Linked DNA regions of Homo sapiens: region 2 is linked to region 1. Evidence: chromatin loops called from intact Hi-C (ENCODE). Cell type or tissue: Panc1. All regions are shown on one strand. Each heading gives the region's core, and the rest is flanking DNA. Links, peaks and the distances in the headings are about the cores only.

The links. Peaks named below come from ENCODE experiments on the same cell type or tissue, not always from the same donor. Only the 100,000 strongest peaks of a DNase experiment are listed, where the experiment ranks them.
Region 2: it touches region 1 in a loop (5-fold over the local background); 2 of 110 quality-filtered maps call a loop at or near these places.

The regions. Positions count from the first base shown.
Region 1 is chr4:98,160,062-98,170,331 of GRCh38, forward strand. No RefSeq gene overlaps it. Among named protein-coding and RNA genes, the nearest start is that of STPG2, 22 kb to the left of the region's middle. In Panc1, for the core only: no CTCF peak of the experiment used is centred there; no DNase peak of the experiment used is centred there.
Region 2 is chr4:98,727,546-98,737,815 of GRCh38, forward strand. No RefSeq gene overlaps it. Among named protein-coding and RNA genes, the nearest start is that of TSPAN5-DT, 74 kb to the left of the region's middle. In Panc1, for the core only: a CTCF peak has its summit at 4,675; no DNase peak of the experiment used is centred there; H3K27ac peaks cover 5,352 bases.

The sequences.
Region 1 (10,270 bases), core at 920-8,919:
GGAGAAACCCCGTCTCTACTAAAAATACAAAATTAGCCAGATGTGGTGGTGCATGCCTGTAATCCCTGCTACTCGGGAGGCTGAGGCAGGAGAATCGCTTGAACCTGGGAGGCGGAGGTTGCGGCGAGGCAATATTGTGCCATTGCACTCCAGCCTGGGCAACAAGAGCAAAACTCAGTCTCAAAAAAAAAAAAAAATGAAAAGAAACAGAAACAGGTAAATGAAAAATCTTACAAGTGCTGAATCTTCTCTCTTTCTGTCTATGTATTAATATGTGTTATGTGTGTGGTGTTTATATAAAAAGAGCTCTGATTAATTGGCTTAGAAAAATAAGCACTTAAGTCAAATATTTTGTCAGAAAAATAGAAACTTTAATGCCTTTTTGTTCATGTGACTTTAGTAATCTTTTGGAAATAAAGACAGTTTTAAAGATTATTGACAAAATGAAAATGTCTTCCAAATGTAGACATTTGGTCTAAATTAAGGTCAGATATCAGATTTGCTAAATGCTTTAAGGTCATAAACTGCTTCTTTGACTTTTGAAAATTGTTCCATTTACCTCCTTTAGAGCATTAGATTCTAGATGAGGCCTGAGGACATGTGGAGTTAACCATGCCCCCTGGCTATGCTGGAAAGAGACAAACCTTATCTTCATTTCTGTCTGACATCCTAGGCTCCACACCTAGTACATAATTAAAGTAGCTTACTTATCAGGTTTTCCCCAAAAATAAAAGTTGTTAAAAGTTAACATTGTAACATGCAATTGAGACTACTAAAGAGACAGTTTTACATACAAGGTGCATAAGGAAAGTAGAATGTGTTTTTGGTAAAAGCTTATAAGAAGGCATGGGAATGTGGCTTTTGTTAAAATGTAATTTTGTCTAGTTCAGAGGGTTTTAAAGATTGTCTTAACCTAAAAGAGTAATGGGACAAAACTGAAGGTTTAAGCAAGGTGAAAAGGGTTTGTGAAGGATTGGTCTTGGAAAGAAAGTTTGGTGGATATGAGCAATTTGGCTAAGATTTTAAGGGGATAATTTAATTTTTTTCCATTGGTTGAACATTAAAGTACAAGCACATTAATGCAGGGCCAGAACCTGGGCCCATGTGTCTGAATAACAGGGTTTTCTTAGAAAATTGTTCTACTGTTTAACAGAAAAATTGTAAAGGGTTCCAAAAACTTTATGAAAATCTTACCTTATGGTCAAACTAAGTTTAGTTTAGTTTTGTTTTGTTTTGTTTTGTTTTGTTTTGTTTTTGAGACAGAGTCTCACTCTGTCACCAGGCTGGAGTGCAGTGGCGTGATCTCGGCTCACTACTGCCTCTGCCTCCTGGGTTCAAGCAATTTTCCTGCCTCAGCCTCCTGAGTAACTGGGATTACAGCCATGCACCACCATGCCCGGCTAATTTTGTATCTTTAGTAGAGACGGGGTTTCTCCATGTTGGTCAGGCTGGTCTGGAACTTCCGACCTCAGGTGATCCACCCACCTTGGCTTCCCAAAGTGCTGGGATTACAGGCATGAGCCACTGTGCCCAGCAGTCAAACTAATTAAAACTGGATAGGGTTACAAAGTTTTATTTAGAAACTCGTTTTAGCATTAAAGATGCATTAAAGCAAACAAAAAATCTGGTTTTTTCTTTCAAAAAAGATTTTTATGTAATATTAAAAGAAAATGAAAGGTTTTTGTTTGCCCCTTTGGGTAAATGGCAGAGGAAAAAAGGGGAGGAGAGAGAAGAGACACATTCAGTTGGCCTCATTCTGTCTTCACTGGGTCTTGTTTGGAAAACTAAGTCTCTTCTATCAGAGTAAAGGTTTTTGCCTTTTAAAAAAATTTTTTTGAGTTACCACTTTGGATAAATGAATAACCTGTTATTCTATTTTGTGATATTCAGTGTTTTAAACCTTTGATAGTTGACAGATTTTCTAAAATCAAATTATATAGTATGTCATTTTCTGACCTAATTAATCCTTTAGACATTAGGTCCCCAGAAGTTCAAAAATGATATGTTTGGCTTATTTGGTATAAAAATTATACAGGAAGCATTGTCAAATATGAAATGGTGCTTGGCTTTCTTTGGGCTGTATTTGTATAAATATGTTATTAGAACGTGTTCCAAAATTATGGGAAACTTCAATAATTTTGATATGATTTAGTGTACGTTATTAACAGCTATAGTTATGTAAATTTGTTGTATGTCACAAAAGCAACCAAAATTCCTAGTCAATTGTAGCTTTAATAGTGGCTGTCCTAAAACTTTTGTCATCCACAGACATTTTGTCTTGCTTTGGTCCTTTTCAAAAGGTGGTTTATAATCAGATATAGGACTCTAAGTGCAGATCTCTGATAACTTTAAAAATTGTGCTATTGGAATAGAGGAAATAAATGGAATTTCTAGGACTCTCATGGAGAGCTGATGTGTTAAACATTGCTAATCCTCTTGTTTTCAGACTCAAGAGAACTTATTTCTTTTGACCTATTTGCAACTTTTAACAAGTGAGTAAAGTGTACTCCTGGGAACAACATTTGGAGCATATTGCTTTCCCTCTGTGATTTCTTCAGGATTTAGAAACTTTCTGTGAGTATTCTCAACTTATGGCAGTATGATTATTTGCATAAGTGCAATAAGAATCTGTCTTCTTTACTAACAGGACACAATTGGAGAAACTGGTTATTTTAGCAAGGCTTTCACTAAAATGTCATTCATTCTTTAAGGAATCAAAGTGGACTTATAGAGCCAATAAAAGCCCCTCAGGAAAACTGGCCTCATGCCTTGTCTACACAGTCCCTGTACAGGGTTCCTGACCTGTGATAAGTGAGGAATGTCACTTTCTGATAGGCCCAGAAGTCCCAGGTTATCTTGGGACCTTAAAGTGAGGAGTTCACAGGCATTTGCAGGCATAGATAAATCTGTAGCTGGGCTTCAAGGCTTTTAGAAAGTACTTTTTTTTTTTTTTTGGTCAGGCATGGTGGCTCATGCATGTAATCCCAGCACTTTGCGAGGCCAAGGTGGGCGAACACCTGAGGTCAGGAGTTCGAGACCAGCCTGACCAATATGGTGAAACCCCGTCTCTACTAAAAAAAAAATACAAAAATTAGCCAGGCTTGGTGGCGGCGCACCTGTAATCCCAGCTACTCAGGAGGCTGAGACAGGAGAATTGCTTGAAACTGAGAGGCAGAGGTTACAGTGAGCCGAGATCATGCCACTGCACTCCAGCCTGGGTGACAAAGCGAGACTCCGTCTCAAAAAAAAAAAGTACAACCTCAGATTCCTTATAGAACAAAGTTTCAGCAAAGCCAATATTAAAGAGCCTATGTGAAAAATAATTATTCTTGCTGTACTTTATACAAATAATCAGGCCAAGTATAAGACTGAAGTTTAGTTTGCAAATGAATCAATCCTATCATGACTTGCTTTTAATAAAAATGGGGACTGGAGAGAGAAAAATTGTGCTTAAAAAAGACTATAATATACATTCTTAGCTGTTCTTGGGTTGTTTTTTGTTTGTTTGTTTGTTTTTTCCCTGCAGTTTGGAATAAATCCTAAATTCTTTGTGGACTACAAGTCCCCAAACTAATGTTTTCAAATCTTTACTTTAAAACTGGGAATTGCCCTCTTTACCCTCATGCCCATTGTTTATCTTATAGTATGCTTTTCCTTTAAATGTGGTGCTAAAACTATAGGTGACAATACTAACGTTTTTGCCATGCAAGCCTTGGAACCACAGCCAGGCCTAAGTGAGTATGCTCAGACAGTGGCAAAGACATTCCACTCCTCTTACCTTGGGGTCAACGCCTACCACCACTATGCCCCTGATCAGCAGGAAGAAGTTAGGGTGGTCTCTGCCTGTTTCTCATCTTGTTTAGCCAACATCTTGAGATTAAAGTGTTATAAAACCCACAGGGAGGGATTGAAACGGCCATTGCAAAATTATAACTTAGCGAATGAGATCTAACCTAACCAACTCCATCTTGCTTCTAATCTCCAAGCTGTCCTTGTTCATTCCTGGGCATAGGCGGAACTAACTTTGGGAGGAACTTAGTTTATAGTTTAAAACAAAGATGGTAACAGCCCTTTCCCAAAACAAACCCCCTTCTTGCCTGGGGATTAGACTACCTTTGTAGAACTAACAAATTTAGCCACAAGATTAGAAGTTATTGTTTAGGAGTCACACAACTGGAGGATACAAGACTCTGACCCTCCCTAAACTGCTCCTAAGATCAGTGCTTGAGGTATTTTGCAGACCCTGCACTTGATGGATCAGCTGGCACCACCCAGATTGATAAACTGGCTCATGTGATCTTGTGGCCCCCAACCAGGAACTGACTCCGTGCAAGAGGACAGCTTCGACTTCCTGTTATTTCATTTCTGACCTGACCAATCAGCACTCCCGGTTCACTAGCTTCCTGTCACACACCAAGTTGTCCTTAAAAACTCCTGTCCTCGAACGCTCAGGGAGACGGATTTGAGTAATAATAAAACTCAAATCCGTAATAATACCGTCTCCCCCCAAAAAAGTAAATAAATAAATAAAAAACATGTTAGTGGTCATCCAACATGAGGAGAAAAAGAGAGAAAAGCAGTGCCTGAAGACAGAAACAAATCATGATTAATGATTTGGCAGCAAAAGAGGAGGAGCCTATCAAGGAAAATAATAAAATTGTCCAGGGCTTATAGGCATATGTGGTTAGAATTAGAATAAATAATGTCAGGGAAGCCAAGAGCAGAAAGGATAGAGTTCTGAAAAGTGTTTGTTCAACAATCAGAAATAAAGAGAGATTTGGTAAGATAAAGATTGACAAGACTCCAGTGAATTTGGCAATTTTAATACATTATTTCAGTAAAGATCGTTTCAGTCTTTAGGTGGGGAAAAGGCAAAAGGCAAATGGCAGTGGGTTGAGCAGTAGGAGGGACACTTCATTTTCTAAGACAGGAGAAAAGAAAGTAAAGATGAGTGCAGATGTTTATCACAATGGAAATATGCAAATGCAGGCACATGGAAATAATACAACAGCAGGATACCTAAGCTCAAGTGAAATAATTACAAGGAAGAACAATGCTTAAGAGATTTCCCAAACATCATCTTACACAATTGGACTAGCCATTGATGTCTAGGAAATGTCTGGTATACCAACTTCAAATGCAGCTATAAGTAAAACATTAATTTACTTTCTACTGTCATTAGTACAAAGTGCTGCAGTGATGGTCTCACAAGAATTTGAATATTGGGTAAATAAGATTGTCCTTAAAGAGGTAAACTATGTGTTTACATATAGTCAATTTATAGGTCAAGTCACTCGAAAGACAGACTTCTTGCCAAGACAAGTAAGCAACAGTTGACTATTCCTTATTAACTATATTAATATAGCTGATGAATGAATGTATCCAGAAAAAGGAAAGGGAGATATTGATTGGCTACGGAAGTAGATTAAAAGAGGAATCACCCAGGTAAGCCCATCTAAGCACTGGGTGTGTACATTTGTCTTGCTGGCAAGGCTATTCCTGTTGAGAGAACTATGTAAGTCAGGTTTCTCCAGAAACAAAAGCAATAGGTGTGTGTGTGTGTGTGTGTGTGTGTGTGTGTGTGTGTGTGTGTGTGTGTGTGTGTGTGTCTGTCTGTGTCAAGAAAGAGAAAGATTTATTGTGAGGCATTGGCCTACACAGTTGTGGGGGTTATAACTTCCAAAATCTTCAGGGTAGGCAAGCAGGCTAGAGACTCAGGGAAGACTGGCAAGGAAGAATTGGAGTCCAAAGGGCGTCTGCTGCCAGAATTCTCTCTTCTATGAGGTACCTCTGTCTTTTTCTCTTAAAGCCTGCAACTGATTGGAGTAGACTACCACCGATGTCCCCTTAAAGCCCAAGGGTTACCTTCGGTTAACTTATGATGAATGCTACCTGGCCTGAGACTCACCCTCCAGGTCAGTGGGCTCCCCTCTGGCCCAGGGAAGGTCCAGAAATGCTGTCCAGCAGCCTAGGCCTAGATGCGGGGACCCCAAAAGCCTGCTTTTTACTCTACTCCTTTGTGGTTGAGCTGGTATCTAGGGTGCAAGACAAAGTCCACTTTACTTTTCCTTCTGCTTTTCTCAAACAGAATGAGTCTTTCACTGCAGCCACCACAGCTGGGAATGTGCTGGGTCACCACTAAAGTCAGCATGTCTCACAGCCCAACACACATGGCATACTCCCTAGTTATCACCGCTGGTTATTCAGGGTGCAAGGGCTCTTTAGTCAGCGGGAGATGAATGCCGCCAGGACTGGGTCTTTCTTTTCAAGGCCTAAGGTTCCCTTCTGGCCCAGGATCTCATCTAGCAACGTCATCCAGGAGCTAGGGCTTAGAAAGGGGGCCTCACAACTCTGCTCAGTGCCCTATTTTGCTATGACTGAGCTGATGTCCAACATGCAAGACAAAGTCCTCTTTACTTTTCTTTCTCCTCTCCTCAAGCAGAAGAAAGGACTTACTTTCTTTGCTGAGAACTGTGCTACCTGGGGTTGGGGGAGGAGAGATGCAAGCACTCCGTTAGTCACCCTGGCTGGTGTCCCAGTAGGTTGTATGCCCTCCAGGTCTGCCAGCTCCAAGCCCAGCTCAGCACTATGATCTGCTTAGGAACTGCAGTCCCAATGACCCAGACTGCCCTTCACGTTTATTTAAAGTCCCAGAGCACTTTTGCCAACAGTGGCAGGGCTTGCTGGAACTCAGGTTCTGACTGCTGGGATGGGCAATTCCCCTCTGGCTAGGGCTGGTCTAAATGTCCCCTCTGTAGGTAGGCTTCAGCTGAGTTCAGCCCAGTTTTGCCTTCTACTGTAACAGGGCAACACTGAATTCAATGTGCTCTCCCTCCCTCAAGAGCACAGATTCTCTCTCCTTGCCATGAAGCTACTGCCAGGGGACTGGGGAGGGGTGATATCAGTGATTCGAGACTGTTTTTCCTACCCCCTTCAGTACCTCTTTCAGCGATATGAAGGTAAAACTAGGTATTGGTTACTCACCTGATTTTTGTTTTTTATGAAAGTGTTTTTTTGTGTCAATAGTTGTCAAAGTTGGTGTTCCTGTTGGGAAAATGATCAGTAGAGGATTCTATTCAGCCATTTTGCTTCATCCCTCCCTCTAGATTTGTTTGAGCTGTCCTCATGGTTTCATTAAGGTTATGTATTTTTGGCAGAAATACTATATAAGTTTCATGTTGTTCTTAGCAGTATTTCTCATCAGGAGGCACTTGATGACTATTTGTCACTGTGATATTATAAAGTATATGCTTTATTTGATCTCCAACCCATACAACTAAAATCCTTAGAATCCCCAAAGTCTTTTTGTATGCTAATAATTGACTGATGGTTGGCAGCTTCTAGGTAGCTTCAGGATGGGGGCTAGTCACTGCAAAAACTAAGGCAGGATTAGGAGGTTGAGACTTTCACCTCTGAGGAGGGTAGAGGAAAGTTAAGTTGATCATTAATGGCTAATGATTTAACCAATAGTGCCTATATTATGAAGCTCCCATAAAAACCCAAAAGGACGGGGTTCAGAGAGCTTTCAGGTAGCCAAAACCATAGAGGCTCCTGGAGGATGGCTCACCTGGGGAGGGCATCCACATCCCCTTCCCATGCCTCAGCACATGCATCTCTTCATCTATATCCTTTGTAATATCGTTTATAGTGTACTGGTAAATGTAAATGTTTCCCTGAGTTATGTGAGCTGCTCTAGCAAATTAACCAAATCTGAGGAGGCGGTCATGAGACCCCAATTTATAACCAATTGTCAGAAGCACAGGTAAAACAACCTAGGACTTGAGACTGACATCTGAAGTGGGGAGTGGGAGGCAGTCTTGGAGACTGAGCCCTCAATCATGGGATCTCCAGGAAGATACTGTCAGAAATGAATTGAATTGAATTAGAGGATATCCAGCTGGTGTCCGCTACAGAACTCCTTGGTGTGGCAGGGAGAGGGGGAACCCACACATCTGGTCACAGAAATATTCTGTGTTGTTGTAGTGTGAAAGCAGAGGAAAACCGTTTGAGTTTTCTCCACTCAGTCCCATTATTGGTGATGTTAACTTTGATCACTCAATTAAGGTGCTGTCTGCCAGGTTGCTCCCCTATAAAGTTACTAGTTTTCCTTTTATAATTAATTGGTAATTTGTGACTGGATAAGTTGAGACCATGTAAGTTTCCTGTTGTGTATGGGATAGTTTAGCATCCAATTGATTACCTGAATCAGTTGTCACCTAATAATAGACTTTTTACTTTCCATTGCAGAGAAATAATTAAAAGAGGCAATAGTCAGAGACTCCTTGAATTCATGGTATTTCATCTGTCTCTGATAGACAGCTGAGCTGAGAACTCTAGGAACCATTCCCTGCAGACCAAAAATGAGAATTATGCTGGAGATTTTAAAGGAAGCAAACATTTCAAATTTGGAAGAACCTGCTGCTACTATGGGCTATTTGGCCATTAGTGAGAAGAGGTTCACACACTAGTTTAAATCAATTGTTCAAATAGCTGAACTCTACCTGAAAAAAAAACTCACATACGCCTCTGGCTAAAGAATATTCCTGAGGCAAATCAAAAAGAACAGAAGACATACTAAGATCAAGTATTAGCTTAAGATGCTCTGACCCTTAACATCTATCAAAAAAGAAAAACAAGGTGACCACAGATCTAGGGCCAGTATGATTCTGACCTAGATTGAGGAGCGGCCCATCTGTGGTTTGTGCTCAGAGAGAAAAAGGGGATGTCTGCAAGGGACTAAAGATTCTATTGGTTCTAGCAGCAGTGGGACCCAAAATTCATCTCAGGCTGCAAGAATCTACTTTTGCAAATAGTGTTGGATGTTCTTCACCTTTTCCCTCCATGAGATGGGCAGCAAATTGCCTACTTACAGGGCTCCTTCAAGTCATACCCACTGTGTTAGGCACAGCATGGTGCTGGAAAACAAAAAACAGATAACACAAATAAGAAGACTGTAAGAAATTTTAGGGATAATTAGTACTTGTCGTTTTCAAGAATTTTTGTAATTTCTTAAATTCCCCTTTGCTTATTATAAGGTTTAAATTGTTTTGGTTTTGGTCTGCAGTTAATTAAGCATTCCTATGAGTTGGAGGCAGTACTGAACAAAAAGGTAAAGATATTTCAGGTATAGATTATAGACTTTAATGAAAGGGCAGCCTCACATGTGCTCAGGAAAGCTGAAGTAAGCATGGATTTGTTTATTTATTTATTTCTTTATATCTTTAACAGGGTTTTGTTCTGTGGCCCAAGCTGGAGTGCAGTGTTCTGATCATGGCTCGCTGCAGCCTCAACTTCCTGGGCTCAAGTGATCCTCCCACCTCACCACCCAAGTAGCTGGGACTACAGGCATGTGTGCCACCAGGCCCAGGTAATTTTTTTTATTTTTTGTAAAGATGGGGTCTCACTATGTTGCCCAAGCTGGTCTTGAACTCCTCAAGCAATCCACCTTAGCCTCTCAAAGTGCTGGGATTACAGGCATGAGTCACTGTGCCTGGCCCAAGTATGGATTTTTTTGCATTGATCTTTTGGAGCACACCTGTAAAATCAATTCAAAATTCAGTGTAAATGATTATCATATTTAAAAACAACTTGTGGAATAAGAGAGAATTACATCCACTGTGTGCTTAATGTATAATCTGGCCCTATCTAATCCTTAGAAGAATCATGTAATTTTTTATTTATGGAAGAGAAAACTAAAGTTCAAAAAAATGCTATGAACATGTGATGTGTCAGTTACAGGGCTACTGTAAAAGCCCAGATCTGATTTCAGAATCCTTTTCACAGTGCTATAGTGCTTACATGTTACTTTCATACTAAGAAGTATTTGAGAGTAACAAAAGAAAAGAAAATGAGAAAAAGATGATTTGTAAGGTAATTAAGAGATGCTAGTTGTACATCATTCGAATTTGAGTTTGGGTTATAAAAATCTTTGGTCCATGGAAAAAATTGTAAGTCCTTTGTTGCTATTATCTTTGCTTACTGTACAATAAATAAACACCAGGAAGAAAAATATTTCCATAGAGTTTGCTTATGAATTGCTCTTCTAGTCTTATTTTAAAAATTATTTTTCTGAGCCTTTGAACTGATTGAATTCTGGAGGAATTTATTCTATTCCTTAGAATTAAATCTTCAGATTCTTACAACACAAGTCCTTTGGTCTATGCTGAGTCAGTAAATTCTGTCTCCCAGGCAACTTTGTGTAAATCAAAGCTGAAGGTCAGACCAAAATTAATGCATTACATTAAAGTAAAATAGGATTGCTTTGTATTTC
Region 2 (10,270 bases), core at 1,374-9,373, 570 kb after region 1:
AGCAACTTCAGCAAAGTCTCAGGATACAAAATCAATGTGCAAAAATCACAAGCGTTCCTATACACCAATAACAGACAAACAGAGAGCCAAATCATGAGTGAACTCCCATTCACAATTGCTTCAAAGAGAATAAAATACCTAGGAATCCAACTTACAAGGGATGTGTAGGACCTCTTCAAGGAGAATTACAAACCACTGCTCAAGGAAATAAAAGAGGACACAAACAAATGGAAGAACATTCCATGCTCATGGATAGGAAGAATCAATATCGTGAAAATGGCCATACTGCCCAAAGTAATTTATAGATTCAATGCCATCCCCATCAAGCTACCAATGACTTTCTTCACAGAATTGGAAAAAACTACTTTCAAGTTCATATGGAACCAAAAAAGAGCCTGCAGGTGTGAGCCACCACGTCCGGCTGATAAGAGCTAATGTTTCTAATGCCTGTGTGTGGCATGCACTTTCCATGGATTCTCTCATTTAGTATCCAGGAAATTTCCATCTAAATCAGATTGAAATCCTTAAAGTTTAGGCAATGACGTATCATGACATACAAGTACGACTAAAGATCAGAACTTTCTTCCCAAACCCAAAAGGACAACACAAACTTCCCTTTTCCTCAAGTAGAAGGTAGAAAACCATAGCAACATCAAATTTCACAGGAACAAATTGAAAATTGTGTAGCTATGAAAGAGGCCCCAGTGTTATCATCCTATTATAGTTGGGTTCTCTTATCAATTTATTATTCATTTATTCATCCGTGCATTCACTCATTCGACATTTATTGAATACTTGCCCTGTGATGTACCACGCCAAGTTCAAGGGCTATAAAGATAAAGAAGACACATCTTCTGCCCTTGAGGAACTCACAGCCTAGCAAGAGAGACAAATATGAGAGTAAGTAATTCCACTGAAGGCATAAGTGTGATATTAGAGGATCAGCACAGAATGCTGTGGGAGCCCAGAGCAGGAAATGGCTAACTAACCCCTGCCTGCGAGACACGGAGTACTTCCCAGAGGATACCACCCGAGATAAGGGCTTCATCAGGCAGGGTGCAGGAAATGAGCCTCTGAGCAGAGGAAGGGGTTTGCACAGGCATGGAGGCATGACTCATGCTCATTTGGGCAACTGTGTGTAGCTTGATATAACCAGAGCTAGGAAGCCAGCAGATGGGGTGGGAGGAAGGAAAACAGAAGCCAGAAGGATTTTTAAACAAATTCATGATTAGATCAGATCTTATAAAAATTCCTCGGGAGGCTGAATGGAAACTAAGTTAATGAGGCAAGGCCAGCCAGAAAAAGGCAAAGAATACCTGGCATTTTGAAGCTGCTACTTGGATGCAGGTGTTTTGACTCAGGGATATTTTGAGGTGGCCTGAAAGTAATTTAATTTTCAACTCCTAAAAATTACTAAGTCATGTGCAAAACACTCATCTCACCTCATCACAGAACCCCACCTCATGCTAGCCCCTGCATCTAGGATGAAGCTCAGGGAAGGGGTGGAGGTTGGAGCTGGGGTTAGGGGTAGAGGGAGTATTTCACAACATCTTACAGATAAGCCACATATAGCCAGGAGGCGGTTTACTGCAGGTTCCTACCTCAGAAAGAGCCATTAATATGCAACAAGCATCCTGCTCCTTCTCTGTGAATTTCCTTGTATTTTGCAAGAGCTGCACCTCAAAATTTCTGGTTACTCCCTTGCCATTATGATTGTAGCAATAATTTAGTTTTGGTTAATAAATGTTATTAAGTGCTTTAACTGATGTTCCTATTTTCCTTAGAAAAATCTCAAAAACCTCTGCTTTTATGGGCTTCCATAAAATGTTCAATTTATTTTTGGGATTCAGGTTATGCATTGGGAGGGAAGCTGGAGAGAGAGTATATCAATTAGGATGATTTTAGTTGTAAGTAAAAACAAAGTTATTGGCCTGAAGGAGTTCAAGAAATGCCACCCCGGAATATGCCAGCTGCTTTGGTATGCTGATTACTTCAAACTAGGGGGCACTTGGGGAACAGAAGACGCAGGCAGAGGCTTTCTCTGAGCTCCCCTTATCTACCTAAAGACAGATAGTCCAGAAGGAGCTCAGCTGTCCTGAATCCCCTTGGGAATCTCATCAGTCAGAGAATGAGGAATCTCTTAACCAAGATTAACTTGGAACACAGGGTCTCACTCTGCCACCCAGGCTGCTACCCAGGCTGGAGTGCAGTGGCACAATTGCAGCTCACTGTAACCTCAAACTCCTGGGCTCAAGCAAGCCTCCTGCCTCAGCCTCTGGAGTAGCTGGAAATACAAGCTCGTGCAACCATGCCCAACTAATTGTTTTACTTTTTGTAGAGATGGGGTCTTGCCATGTTACCTAGGCTGGTCTTAAGCTCCTGGCCTCAAATGACCCTCCCACATTGGCCTCCCAAAGTGCTGAGAGTGTGCAGACGTGAGCCGCTATGCATAGCCCAAAAGTCATCTTTTAAAAGAACTCGTGAAAAATAATATTAAATACAGATGTGACTGAAGTATGAAGTGACAATTTTTATAATTGGGAAATCGAGAAATATGTAATAAATGTCAGGGATATTTTTGATAATATAGAAAAAATGAATTTATATTCGTCCAGGCTGTTTTGACTCAGAGGCTTGGGAACTGATTAGGAAATAATCCCAGGAGTCCGAGGGTGAAATAACTGGTTAGGGCCTAGACTAAAGTTGTGGTTGGGGGCTTTGGAAAGGAGGGAACTGAACTGAGAGATTTATTTAACAAATGGGACCCAGGACTTGGTGATTGGGCCTGAAAGTGCAAAGGAGAGATTAACTTCCAGGTTTCTGGATCAGGTAGCTCACTAGGGAGGAAGACCCATCATAGAAATAAGAACTAGAGGAAGAAAAGGAAAATTGGAAGATGTGGAAAGAAAAGTTGTCCCAAACTCTTTCTGGGTCTGATTTAATTTACAACCTCATTCTGGGAAGAAATATATGCATTCTCTGATAAAAATGGATAAGCAATTATCTGATAAACTTTAATAGAATTAAGACTCGTTCTAGGAAGCAGTCATGATGACTTCATCATCTCTAGGTAGGGATGATGACTGACATCCCTACCTAGTTGACTGTCAGTGAAGAGTCTTGTGGCCATTAACCAAACCTTCTCTTTCCCTTCCTTGTTTAACAGTGAGGATTTAACTTTCTCTTTACCTACAAGAAGCACTACCAAGAGTTAGTTTTTGAAATAACTCCTACAGGTCTTTTCTTTTGGAGCAAGATTATGACAAAACTTCAACAGATGCTTATAACTGGAGGATTGTAGAGGAGGATCCTGTCTTCTTCATTTATAGGTATTTTAAGTCCTAGTTCTATGGAAATAATAATCTAAAAATAATTGTTAAAGTAACACATGTTCAGAAAGTTTGGAAAAATTCATAAAATTAGAAAGCATAGGAAACTTACTTGTACATCATCCTTATGCATTCATTTTTTCACTATTTATATTTCCTTCTACAAATTTTGTGTCCAAAGCCTTTAACTGTTTTTCTGTTGATGATTGTCTTTATAATGAAATCGTTGGAATGTTTTATAAATTAAGAATATGACCCCAAATCAATTGACCTTTTAAGGTGGGAAGCTCATTTTGTGGTGAAGACCCCTGCTTAAAGTTGGGTTCCTTAGTAACTCCTCTCATTGTGTTGTTTATTAACAAAAGCACACCAACATGGCACATGTATATGTAACAAACCTGCATGCTGTGCACATGTACCCTAAAACTTAAAGTGTAAAAAAAAAAAAGGTCTGTTTTATCAGAGACAAAAAAAAAAAAAGCTAATTGTTCTTCAGCACTTACTACTTGCCAGACACTAGTCAGCTTGGCTTCCTGAGAAGAACCATGTCTACCCTTAGCTGCAATCCTGATGGTGAGTGCAGTGTCTAGCACACGAGAGGGAATAAGAACTTGATGAACATGACAATAGTAACAATCTTGAATAACTATTTGCCAGGAGTTACTAAACATGTTATATACATTATCTCATTTAAATCCTCATAATAACTCTATAAGTACAATTATTGTCACTATTTTACGGATGAGGAAACCGAGCACATAAAGAAGTTAAATGTCTCATCTGAGATCCCACAGTTAGAGCTGAGGTTAAAACCCGGTTCCGTTTACTTTGAGACTCAAGCTTTTGATTGTGACGCTATCTAGAGGATTATTTCTAGTAGAGGAATTTTAGACATGAGATATGAACACTTAATTCTTTGAACAATCCAGTCTTTATGTGATCTCATGTCACAAAATTTATTCCTCAAGTTTTTTTGGAACATTTTTTAATGGAAATGAGAGGGTTATCAATGGAAATGAGAGGGTTATCATTACATAACTAGAAAAATCTCAGATCACAAATTTCATGTTTCTCAAAGCTTTTGAATTATAATACCAGGCAGAGCTTTCGGAAAAGTTATCCAGTGGAGGGTGAGAAGACCCCACAGGGAATAAAGTGAGCTAATGATCCAGACTAGCATCATGAAACTGCCCAGAAGTACACAAAGACAGAGTCAATTTCATGGAATCTGTTCTTACTTTGTTTAAATTTCACAGTAGCTCAGATTAAAACCTTAGTTTCATGTTATATCCAGTTTCTGTTCACAAGTTAATTGAGAGCATTTTCCACTGCTGATGTGTAAAATCTGCTCCCTACCGGTAGAATCAGAGATTCCTAATTGATTTGACCAATTTAGATTAAGTTGATTCACATCTGCAAGTAGAGAGCCACCTTCATGGTCATGGAGGAAGAAGGCATCCTGTGCAGTCTTCCCACCATCTTCTCAGCTCAGTCCAGGCAGACTTGCTGCTGGGGTTAAGCAGAGAGAGGCCTTTACCAGTGTGCTAACTACTACTTTTCTCTGGGATGTTTATGAGAATGGCTCAGTTTACAGGCATTGCAGCCCAGGGGTGGGCAAATGACAGGCCAGACTGGACCTACAAGTGTAGTCAACAGTAGGAGCGTGCTTGGATGATGGGCATTTTACCTATCTTTCTTTTAATCCATTTCTTCTATTGATTGTTTAGCAATTTTTTTTACATGATTTTGTGGAAATGGCATAGGATTGTGAATCAGAAGATAAGTGTCCCTATTCTGTGTGATTTAGGACAAAGCACTTCCATTTCTGAGCCTCAGTTTCCTCAACTGTAAATTAGGGATAATATCTTCCTCCTGGGATAATTGCAAGGAATAAATAAGCTAATGTATTTGAAAATGCATTATAAAACTCAATGCACTTTATAAATATTTTGTTATACATAATTTTATTCTAGTTTTACAGCTGAGAAGACTGAAATTCGTAGAGATTAAGGCTACATTTCTAATAAGAAAGTGAGGATCTGAACCAGGGCTAGCTCCAGATTCTTCTTTTTACATGTTGCCTCCTTAAACAAACTCAAGTTGTTATTGTGAATATATTTTTTGCATAACTTAGGCTAGCAATTTTTAACCCTGATTTCAGGAGCCCCACGTAACACTCCAGAGGACTTTGTGCCAGCCATCCCTAGTGCCTAGCAAACAGAAGAGTACCCAGGTCCATATCTCCCAGTTACACACAGATTTCTCATAGACCTGAAAATGGGGCACAACATAAAAGTGTAAATTCCTATCACTGCAGGACCAGCTGCTATTATTTAGTGTGCTATTTTAACACTAAACAATTCAGAGTGAAGAAAACTTCCTCTGTTTATTCTTCGTCTATTGTACTCCTTTGCTGTATATAACAACATATCATTGCAAGTGGCTTTAGGGAATCCTTTGTACCCAGACCATAGAATACAAAGGCACAAACTAGTGACCCTAACAAATAAGACAATGCTTGTTGACCGTTTGATGAAGTTACTAATTAAAAAATATCTTCTAGGAAAACCTTAAAAAAAAAACAAAACAAAAAACACTTCCAAGGGAGAGGAAAAGAATGGGATGTTTTCCTCCCTCTTACCTGAGAAATCTCCTCTAAAAGTTGATGTATATCTTGACTTTGAGTAATCAGTTTCTTTACAAGTAATAAGCACTTCTTTGTTGATTTGCAGTTTCTCATTCAGTATTTTTTCTTGCAGCTAGTTATATAAATTCTATTAATTAACTGACTCTAATAATTCTTCATTTGCTACAGTATGAAAGGTTCTGCCTGCAATACCTATAAATAACAGGGCAGGGAAGCAGGCACAGATTTTAAACATAGAGCTTCCAAAATGTGAAGGCCTAAAGTAGGGCAATCTGTCATCTCTGTGCAGGTGGCTGAAGGTGCCTCCTGTGCTTGATTGGCTATGTTGTCAAGACTTTAACTCTCCATCAGGACCAGCACTTGGTGCATGGAACAGAGGAGAGTCACCCACATCTCCTGGAAAGGGATGCAGAGATAACAGAGAGCTCAAAGAGGAAGGGAGAACAGGGCCTTGTGGTAAGCTCAAGAACTTACCTTTTATTTCAAAGCTGTTTAAATTTATAGTCTAAAATAACTATGGGATCTCTAGTCTATTTCTGACTAGTTGGCTAGTGTACTGAATTGGGGTTACTTTGTTCCTTTTTATCATTACTAAAAATTATCTTTTCTTTCTACTATGTAATATATGCTCCGTGCAGACAAATGGAATTTCTGGAATGAAAGGAACAGCAAAAGATAATCAAAAGAAATCAATTTCACTATCAGGAAAAACTTTGTTGTATATGCTGCAGCATACACACAAGAATGTATTTCATAACGTCACACCTCACATAAAATGTGTAGCCTTAACAATAAATTGAACATTTTTCATGCCAATAAGTATTCGTCTGCAGTGTGATTTTTAGCAACTAGTGTTTTAGTCTATAGATATCAAATTATTAGTATAACCAGTCTTCTCTTTAGGCATTTATTTCCATTTTTTCACTATTTTAAATCATGATGGAATAGTGATCTTTACATAAATCTTATTTTATTGTTTTCTAATTGTTTCTATAATGTAAATCCATAAAAGTGAAATTCTCGGGTCAAAGTATATTTTAAGCTTGTTGGTTTACACCACCTAACTTCCATCCAGAAAGGTACCCATTTTGCTTCTGCCTTTCGGATAGATGAATGCTGTCCATTTCAGAAACTGACAACACAAACTGTGGCACATTGGCATACTGTGTATTTTAAGCTGAAGGAAATCATGAAAACCACAGAAGCAGAAAGGTCTCTCTGACTTTCTTTCACCTGAAGACCTTCAAGTAATAGGTGTCCTCCCTATACTCAGAGGGAAGAAATGTTACACAAGAAGCCAAGAAGAATCTGAACAAATAGACTTTGCTAAGCTCCCCCCACCAGCTTATTACCATTAGATTATAGCCCCTTTTGCCCAATGATACTTTTATGCACTGTCCACTCTTCACTGAGCCTAAGCATAAACATATACAGACTAAGTTCCCCTGGGTCTTTGGGTCTTCATTACAGAAAGATCCTGTGTCATATAAAACTGATTAAATAAATTTATTGTAATCTTCTCTTATTAATCTATCTTTTTTAATATCCTAGATTTGTTTTTGGTTTTTTGGATACATTATATTTGTACACATGTATGGGGTATGTGTGATATTTTGTTACGTGCAAAGAATGTGTAATGATGAAGTCAGGGTATTTAAGGGTATTCATCACCTGAGTATCATTGCTATGTGTTGGGCACATTTCAAATCCTAACTATTTTGAAAAATAGTTGTTCAACTATTGTTGTTAACCCCAGTTACCCTACTTAGTTATCAAACATTAGAACTTATTCTTTCTACCTAGCTGTATATTTGTGATCTGTCTTTTGTTATAAGAATGTCACCCATGAACCTTGCAATAGGTGAGGAAAAGATATTACTTTTTCTCTCCTATAATGCCAGTTTTCCCATATTCTTGCCACTGACATATTCTTTTTACTGTTAGTCAATGTATTGGGTTTGAAAATGGTAGCTCACTGAAATACTTTTAAAAATTTCTTCTAGAGGAACACCAGCAAGATGGTGGAATAAGACTTTCTAGCATTCATCCCTCACAAGAAACATCAATTTGGACAACTATTCCCACACAAAAATACCATCACATGAGTTAAAGAATGCAGGTGAGAGGTTATAGCACCTGGGTACAGCATAAAAATAAGAAAAGATGCCTTGAAGAAGGTAGAAAGGACAGTTTCACATTTCCTGTGTTGCCCCTCCCTCAAGCCTGGGCAGCACAACACTGAGAGAGAGACCCTTCATGAGGGCAAGGAAGTGAGCTCTGGACTGTGTCTCAGATCCCAGCACGAGGCCCACCTCAGGGAAGCCTGGTGCCAGACTGGGTCCCACAGCCCCAGCTGCTAGGCCAGCCCCTGCAGCTCAAGGCCCACTACCACAGACCCAGGGCCAGGATCACCCCTGCAGACCCTGACACTGGTCAGCCCCTGTGGGCCCAGGCTTGAGACCAGTCCCCACCACCCCAGGCTCCAGCAGACCCAGTGTACCGCCACAAGATAAAGGCCATGTATGACAAGCCTACAGCTAACATCACAGTCAATGATAAAAATCTGAAAACTTTTCCTCTGAAATCAGGAACAAGACAGGGAGGCCCACTCTCCCCGCTTCTACTCAATATAGTACCGGAAGTCTTAGCCAGAGAAATCGGGCAAGAAAAAGAAATAAAAGGCATCCAGATTGGAAAGCAAAAAGTAAAATTGTCTCTGGTTGCAGATGACATGGTCTTTTGCATAGAAACCTGGCCAGGCATGGTGGTTCATGCCTGTGATCCCAGCACTTTGGGAGGCTGAGGAACAAGGATCAATTTAGCCCAAGAGTTCAAGACCAGTCTGGGCAACACAGTGAGACCCGTCTTAATTAAAAAATAAATAAATAAAATTGGCCAGGCTTGGAGGCACATGCCTGTAGTCCCCACTACTCAGGAGGCTGAGGTGGGAGGATTGCTTAGGCCCAGGAGATAGAGACTACAGTGAGCCATGATCACTCTACAGCACTCCAGCTCGGGTGGGTGACAGAATGAGACAGACACACAGACAGAAAGAAAGAGGAAATAAAATAAAATAAAAGAAGGAAAGAAAGAAAAGAAGGAGAGAGAAAGAGAGAGCAAGAAAGAGGGAAAGAAAGAAAAAACACTAAAGACTTCACACACACACACACACACACACACACACACACACACACACGGTCAGAACTAATAAACAAAGTAAAGTTGCAGGATACAAAAATCAACATATAAAAATCAGTGACATTTCTGTATAGTAACAACAAACTATAAGAAAACAATCCCATTTACAATAGCATCGAAAATAATACTTAGGAAAAAGTGTTATCAAGAAAGTAAAAGAGTTGTACACTGAAAACTATAAAATAGTGATTAAAGAAATTCAAGATGCAAATAAATGAAAGTATATCCTGTGTTTACAGATTGGAAGAATATTGTTAAACTGATCATACCACCCAAAGCAATCTACAGATTCACTGTAATCCCTATCAAAATTCCAAAGACTTTTTTTTTAATTAAATTTTTATTTTTAAATTCTGGGGTACATGTGCAGGATGTGCAGGTTTGTTACATAAGTAAACGTGCGCCATGGTGGTTTGCTGCACCTATCAACCCATCACGTAGGTATTAAGCCAAGCATGCATTAGCTATTTTTCCTAATGCTCTCACTCCCCCACCCCGCCCCCTGACAGGCCCCAGTGTGTTTTGTTCCCCTACATGTGTCCACATGTTCTTATTGTTCAGCTCCCACTTATAAGTGAGAACAATGCAATGTTTGGTTTTCTGTCCTGTGTTAGTTTGCTGAAGAGAATGGCTTCCAGCTCCATCCATGTTCCTGCAAAGGACACGATCTCATTCCTTTTTATGGCTGCATAATATTCAGTGGTATATATGTACCACATTTTCTTTAGCCAGTCTATCACCGATGGGCATTTGGGTTGATTCCATGTTTCCAAAGACATTTTTCACACAAATAGAAGAAACAATCTTAAAATTCTTAGGGAACCACAAAAAAATCCCAAGTAGCCAAAGCAATCTGGAGTAAAAAGAATAAAGCTGAAAACATCTCACTCCCTGACTTCAAAATATACAACAAAGAGATAGTAATCAAAACAGCATGCTACTGGCATAAAAACAGACCCATAGATCAATGGAATAGAATGGAGAGCCCAGAAATAAATCCATGCATTTACAGTCAATTGACCTTTGGCAAAGATAGTAAGAACACACAGTAGGGAAAGGACTGTCTCTTCAGTAAGTGGTGTTGTGAAAACTGGGT